Regions from separate parts of the Homo sapiens genome. Here regions 1 and 2 are each linked to region 3. A link is a loop called in an ENCODE intact Hi-C map of the cell type or tissue named here. Cell type or tissue: HCT116. All regions are shown on one strand.

Region 1 (2,500 bases), 500 kb before region 3:
CGCCTGTAGTCCCAGTTACTCGGGAGGCTGAGGCAGGAGAATCGCTTGAACCCGGGAGGCAGTTACAGTGAGCAGAGACGGTGCCACTGCACTCCAGCCTGGGCTACAGAGTGAGACTCCATCTCAAAAAAAAAAAAAAAAAGAAAGAAAACAAAATTGTGATGTTTCTGATTGGTGGTCCAAACTTTCCTGAGAACCACTGCATTGAACAAGGAGATGATCTGAGACAGGTGAAACCAGTGGAATGAATGTTTAAGAAACCTGCAAGCTTGGGAAAAAAGGCCAGCAACTTGGAAAGATTAATCAAAAGGATATTTGGGAAGCTTATCACCTCCACCTCTTGTTTGGTTTGTTTGTTTGTTTGTTTGTTTGTTTGTTTGTTTGTTTTTGAGACAGAGTCTCGCTCTCTCGCCCAGGCTTGAGTGCAGTAACATGATCTAGGCTCACTGCAGCCTCTGCCTCCCGGGTTCAAGGATTCTCCTGCCTCAGCCTCCAGAGTAGCTGGGACTACAGGCACATGCCACTGTGCCAGACTAATTTTTGTATTTTTCTTTTCTTTTTTAGTAGAGACAGGGTTTCACCATGTTGGACAAGCTGGTCTCAAACTCTTGACCTCAGGTGATCTGCCCGCCTTGGCCTCCCAAAGTGCTAGAATTACAGGCATGAGCCACCAAGCCCAGCCTCTCCTCCACCTCGTAAGTGTTTTCAAAGTAAAGCCAGAATCCTCAACTGCTTCTGCCCCCATGAAATCATTACCCTTCAATGAGCCAATTCAAATGCTGCTTCTTTTGTGAAGCTTTCTGCCACCACCCTTCCCTCCCAGAATGTTGTACTTTCCCTGATCTGCTTCATAACACCTCCTTCCAAGCACACATAGGATTTCACGCATCCTCTAGTAGCTAGGTGGTACAGGTCTGATTTCCCATCAGACTGTGAGCTTTTTGAGGGCATTCATAATGACCTTCTTTTCTGTAGTGCCTACAATTACAGCAGAAAAGCAGCACTCAAAATGTTTGTTGAAGCTCTCCAGTGAACTGGGGTTCTAATTATTGAGTGAAGAACTTGACACTAAGTGGCTGTTGCCTGCATTATCCCAACCCATCTCTGCAGAGAGATGGGAGCAGCAGAGGGCGCTGTCACTGCAGGTGTAGGGGCATTTTTCCTCTCCATGACATGCCAGATGGCCCCCCGGGGCCACAGCTCCACCGTAAGAGTCCCCAATTTTGTTTTGTTTTTTTACAGTGAGGGTGTTCTAGAGGAAAGGGCTCAACGAATCCAATTGCAATAGCTCCAGTTTGTGATAAAGATGACAATTTTTTTTTATTTGAGACAGAGTCTGGTTCTGTTGCCCAGGCTGGAGTGCAGTGGCACAGTGTTGACTCACTGCCACCTCCACCCCCGGGGATTCAAGCAATTATCGTGTCTCAGCCTCCCGAGTAGCTGGGATTACAGACCCCAACCTCCAGCTAACTTTTGTATTTTCACCATGTTGGCAAGGCTGGTTTTGAACCCCTGATCTCAAGTCATCCTCCTGCCTCAGCCTCTCAAAGTGCTGGGATTACAGGCATGAGCCACGGTGCCTGGGCTGACAAATATTTATTATTGAGTTTGTGGAACCCAGAATGATCTAGGGCCTCAGTGGCCACTGAACCCTGGGGCACACTTGAACAAAAATATGGGCTTCTCAGCCACTATGCCTTGACATCCTCTCTAATCAGAAGTTTGTGTAATAAGTGCAAAAGACAATATTCACAGTGACAATGATACTGTGAACTGCCATAGGGAGAGTAGACATGACTGTGGTGACAATGCAGCGGCAGCAGGACCCTGTCCTCTCATAAGTGGGCATCCTTTCCCCATGTGAACACCACATAGCAGAAACGCCCATCTTCCAAAGCCCTTTTATCATGTTATGAATTATTTACACTTCCATATATTTCAGTTAAAGAGTGGTAATCAGATCTGTATGGATGCCACTTGGGTCATTTGTCATTTCACTTGAAGGCAAAGAAATGTTTTTAACTGGTAAGTACAACCTTATCATAAAAGTCTATTTTCTGTAAGAAATACTGAAAATATATTAAAGACCTCCCTTAGTGCCCTTCAGGACACATAAGAATCCTAATATACCAGGTTGGGAACCATTGCTATAGGATTTGAAAGGAATAGTAAATAGTATTATCTGAAAGTGAAGAGGAAGAAGAGATTCTACTTAAAAATATTTGTTAAATGACTGAAAGAAATAAATCTATGAAGTCGTTTAGAACATGGTCCTTTAGGGAAAGACCTGCCTGCTGTAGATTCCATTCACATTTTATACGTTTGTAATGCCTTACAAAGCTAGTCTTTGCACTTAAAGCTACTGCTAACTGAGCAATAGAATCACACCTCATAAGGCTTAAACTGTGTATTTAAAGGTTTTGATAGGGGATCCAGAAATCTGAGTGAAACCCTGGGTTCTGCAGGTACACATGGCTCATGTATAAGGCATTTGAAGGGC
Region 2 (2,500 bases), 340 kb before region 3:
AAAAAAAAAAAAAATTACAAATAATTAGCTGGGCATGGTGGCAGGCACCCATAGTCCCAGCTACTCTGGAGGCTGAGGTGGGAGGATTGCTTGAGCCCAGGAGTTCAAGGCTACAGTAAGCAATGATTATACCACTGCACTCCAGCCTGGGCCACAGAGCAAGACGCTGTCTCAAAAACAAAAAACAAACAAAAAAAGCTGCAAGCAATAAACAAACAAATACAGTTAATTCTGACCACCTACTATTAGAATTTAATCTTTCTTTAATTCAGGAAGCACTTCACAATCTTAGGGCACCTTCAGAATGAATGAGCACCTCTGTGTGGCAAAAATGTGGATTTAGTAATTTGCTAAAGTTCAGAGCCTTCTCTGTACTAACCTACTGGGCATCCCTAGCACTTGGAGGAACAAACTTCTTCTTTTTTATTTTTATTTTTATTTATTTATTTCTTTTTGAGACAGAGTCTCACTCTGTTGCCCAGGCTGGAATGCAATGGCTCAACCTCAGCTCATTGCAACCTCCGCCTCCCAGGTTCAAGTGATTCTCCGGCCTCAGCCTCCCAAGTAGCTGAGATTACAGGAGTGCACCACCACGCCTGGCTAATTTTTGTATTTTTAGTAGAGACAGGGTTTCACCATGTTGGCCAGGCTGGTCTCAAGCTCCTGACCTCAGGTGATCCGCCCACCTCGGCCTCCCAAAGTGCTGGGATTACAGGCATGAGTCACCACTCCCAGCTGGAGGAACAAACTTCTCTTCCTCCACTGTTAGGATCATGTATTTGTAGGCTGCAACACCCACCCTCCACCGTACCCATACTATGACCTCCGCCACAGGAGAGTCCATACCTCACTTATCCTTATGCCCATGTGCTAGAGGTACCACGCCCATGGGAAGTCCTCAGTCAATTCTAGGTGAATGAGTAGATGATTATTTCAGAGGGGCATACAAAAGAAAATTTACAGTCACAGACAGACTCGATATTCTCTTGCTATGGAGTCAACATTCTATATTATTACCAAAATTTTACATGTATTCCCAGATTTTTTTTTTTGTCCATACTTGGAAGTTACCATTAAGGAGATAACATAAATGCTTATTTTTAATTTATCATCTATGTATTCAGTACCCTCTATTTGCCAGGCAAATTTTGTTAGTTTCTAGGGATGGATGTGATGGTTAACAAAACAAAGATTTGGGCCTTACTGGAAGCAATTATTTTGTGTAAATTGGGCAGTCATATAAAAGATGTCTTTAAGGACTGTTCTCTTTAGATTTTGGTCAATAAATTAAAGATTATTCATTTTATAGCAGTTTTTAGAGTTTTAATACTATGGATGAGTACTTTGTTTTGCTTATGAAATGAAGTAGAGCAAAATTACAGACGCTTTTCCTCCCAGGGTAGGGAGAATGTCTTTGGAAAAGGAAATTCCAGCACCACCCCTTGAGGTCTTTATTTTCCAGCATAAATCTTCCAACTGTGGGGCTCACTCACTAAGCAAGCACACGTGAGCCACACCCCGCCTCTGCAGAGACTCACGCAGGGTGAGGCAGAGGCAAGGTATTTTGTTAATCCTTTTAGCTTGAGCAAGCAGAAGAAGGAAAACTCAGGAAATAAATCACATGAAAATATGAGAACAATAGGAAAGAAAAGCCTGTCTTTCAGGTTTGTTTCCTGTTCTAATACTTGTGGAATGTGGTCTTCTACTGATGCTTAATATAACTAGAATATGCAAAGTTGTAATTCTTTCCTTAACAAAAGTTTTCCTTTATCTGTTAGCATTATCCTGTTCAAACCAGCATCTCTCAGAATTGTTAAAATCTAAGATATAGTAGCCATTTAGTTGCAACTTTACCATAGAGTAACATTTTACAAAGTAAACATTAGTTACATATACAGAGTTTTCACTGAGTTTATATTATCTAGTAAAGCTCCCATTTGCTTTTTATATTTTTCTAAGTAAGCTGACTCTTACAAAATGTAGCCAAGTTTTGAAGACATACAAAGTTTTTAAAAACCAGAAGATCTTCTAGTAAAAACTACCCAAATAGTTAAAACAACTTTTGCATATCGTTTTTAGTATACTATTAGGAAAACTGCTAAGTTTTCATTCATTTCCTTCCCATTAAGAAATAATTTTTCTATTGCTACAATTCCCATTAGCCAAGGAAATGTCACTAATTCACAGGGTGTCTATGGTCAAATCTAGAAATAAGGGTGTAAATTAATGTAATCTTCATCTGCTTGTATATGGCCACTATCAACCACTGTTGCCTCCCAGGTCACTGCTGTTCTGATCAACCATCTCATCTCTTGGGACTCTGCCTAACCCTTCCCTCCCATCATAATTCCTCCACCCCTAACATCTGGTGTCTCAAAATGAATCCTCACACAGCTGGCAGCATCTGGACAAGGCAGAGACCTCCAGGATTAGTATTCATGGCATTTGTGTTCTGAGGAAGGTTCCTTCTTCTTCCTGCTCCAGGCTAGATTTGGCTGCC
Region 3 (2,500 bases):
ATGAACTATATGAAATCCTTTTTTATCTTTAGGTTATTTCCACAGTGGTCTCTTTGAACATGACTATGTTGACCTGGTAGCTGTGACACACTCTTTTTCTCCTGAGCTTTCCCTCAATGACGCATGCTTTGGCATTACAGCATGCCCTAGCAAAGCTTCTGGAGCAGGGGTTGCAAACTCAAATCTCTACAAAGTTTAAAACAGTGAGGAACAATGGGACTGTGGTAAAGTGAAAAGGACATTCTTTGTGTAAGGGGCAGATGCTCAGCTCAGGCCAATGGCTGCCATGTTTGAACTCAGGGCAGGGTTGCCACATCTGCATAATTTTCAAGGGAAGTATGCTATCTAACATTTTAATATAAAATCTTCTAATTTTGGAAACACTGCAGAGGCCACATGAAGTATTTCTCCAGGTCAAACTGGACCCAAGGGTTGCCAGCGTGGTCACTGTAGTAGACAGAACCCCTCAGGACAAATTCCATAATCACACTTTTTCTCTAAGTATTTGGAGATTCCATTTTATTCTGCAGACTATTGAATGACTTCTTAACATTTCTTCAGCAAATGCAGAACAAGAAAATTCATGCTGACACATCTATAGGTTGATACAATGTGTCAGGACCCAACACTTTCAGGAACAGGTGTTACCAGGGGTAACAGCTATGATGGGGCTAAAATTAATACCACATGGGCAGACAATCATACAGATTATGCCCACATTAACAAAATAATGGAGGGGGAAAATGTTATTTTCAATTGATGCAAAAAGAGCATTTGACAACTACACCCCATCCTGAAAAAAATGACAACTAGGAATGGAATGGAACTTCCTTAGCCAGATAGTGGCTATATTTTATCCTATAGCTGCCATAACAAATTACCACAAACTGGTGGCATAAAACATGAAATTTATTTTCTGAGTCCGAAAGGCCAGAAGTCTGAAATCAAGATATCAGCAAAGGCCGCAGGCGCCATCTAGTGGCTCTAGTGGAGATTCCTTCCTCACAACTTCCAGCTTTTGGTGACCACTGCCATTCCCTGGCTTCCTCGGCTTCCTTGGCTTGCGGCCACAGCATGCCAATCTCTGCCTCCATCTTCACAACGCCTTCTCTGTGCGTGCCATGTGCTTTCTCCTGTGTGTATCTCTCTTATAGGGGTAGATGTCACTGTACTTAGGACTCACTGAAATAACTGAAGGTGGTCTCCTCATTTCAAGATCCGTAACTTAAGTCACATCTGCAAAGACCCTTTTATTCAACTCAGGTTACATTCTGAGATTCCAGAGATTAGGACACAAATATTTTCGAGGGTCATCAGTCAGTCCTCATGTCAAAGTTGACATGGGCAAAATCCATGTCAGCTTTGCTATAGAAATTGACAAGCTGATTCTAAACTTTATATGGAAATGAAAAGAACCTAGAAGAGAAAAAATAATCTTAAAAAGAAAAACAAAGTTGGAAGGCTTATGCTATCTGATTTTTACGCCTACTATAAGGCTAGACTAATCAAGACAATAGGGTAATGGCTGGGCATGGTGGCTCACACCTGTATCCCAGCAATTTGGGAGGCCGAGGCGGGCAGATCATTTGAGGTCAGGAGTTCAAGACCAGCTTGGCCAACATGGCAAAACCCCATCAATACTAAAAATGCAAAATTTGCCAGGCATAGTGGTGCACACCTGTAATCCCAGCTACTCAGGAGGCTAAGGCAGGAGAATTGCTTTAACCTTAAGGTGGAGGTTGCAGTGAGCCAAGATTGCACCACTGCACTCCAGCCTAGGCGACAGAGCAAGACTCTGTCTCAAAAAAATAAAAATAAAAAAAAGACAGTCGGGTACTGACATAAGGGTACCGACAGTAGGGTACTGACAAAAGACAGCAGGGTACTGACATAAGAAAAAACAATAGTGTATTGAGTCCAGAAATAGACCCACACATAAGATCTATTGGGTTTTGTTTGTTTGTTTGTTTGGAGACACAGTCTGGCTCTGTCGCCCAGGCTGGAGTACCGTGACATGATCTCGGCTCACTGCAGCCTCCACCTCCCAGTTTCAAGTGATTCTACTGCCTCAGCCTCCAGAATAGCTCGGACTACAGAGAGATGCCACGGCACCCAGCTAATTTTTGTATTTTTAGTAGAGACAGGGTTTTGCCACGTTGCCCAGGCTGGTCTCAAACTCCTAGACTCAAGTGATCTGAGCACCTCGGCCTCCCAAGGTGCTGAGATTACAGGTGTGAGCCACTGTCCCCAGCCTAGATCTATTGGTATTTTGACAGAGGTATAACATAATTCCATTGGAAAGAGATAAATGGTGTGGGAACTGGTTATCTATATAGAGAAAAAAATAAACTTCTACATGCATTTCACGCCATTCACAAAAAACGAATCAAGTGAAATCTCAGACCTAAATAAAAAGCAGGAACTATAAAACTTCTGGAATCACCTTGTTCAATACAGTACCCATAAGCCATGTATGGCTATGACGTAGCTAGTTCAAACT

What was found. Peaks named below come from ENCODE experiments on the same cell type or tissue, not always from the same donor. Only the 100,000 strongest peaks of a DNase experiment are listed, where the experiment ranks them.
Region 1: it touches region 3 in a loop (14-fold over the local background); 13 of 110 quality-filtered maps call a loop at or near these places.
Region 2: a loop joins it to region 3, with 4 times the contacts of the local background. A loop is called at or near these places in 14 of 110 quality-filtered maps.

The regions. Positions count from the first base shown.
Region 1 is chr6:143,512,430-143,514,929 of GRCh38, forward strand. LOC105378035 (a long non-coding RNA gene) reads left to right here. Exons shown (of 4, transcript XR_007059796.1): 1 at 1-347; 2 at 565-2,500. Among named protein-coding and RNA genes, the nearest start is that of FUCA2, 2.0 kb to the left of the region's middle. RefSeq lists an enhancer at 1-251. In HCT116, a CTCF peak has its summit at 1,125 (motif pointing right); no DNase peak of the experiment used is centred here.
Region 2 is chr6:143,672,288-143,674,787 of GRCh38, forward strand. It overlaps a transcript of PHACTR2 not described here. Among named protein-coding and RNA genes, the nearest start is that of PHACTR2, 4.4 kb to the right of the region's middle. In HCT116, no CTCF peak of the experiment used is centred here; DNase peaks (open chromatin) are centred at 814 and 1,554; H3K4me3 peaks cover 1,617 bases; H3K27ac peaks cover 2,044 bases.
Region 3 is chr6:144,012,627-144,015,126 of GRCh38, forward strand. It overlaps a transcript of PLAGL1 not described here. Among named protein-coding and RNA genes, the nearest start is that of PLAGL1, 5.6 kb to the left of the region's middle. In HCT116, a CTCF peak has its summit at 987 (motif pointing left); a DNase peak (open chromatin) is centred at 965.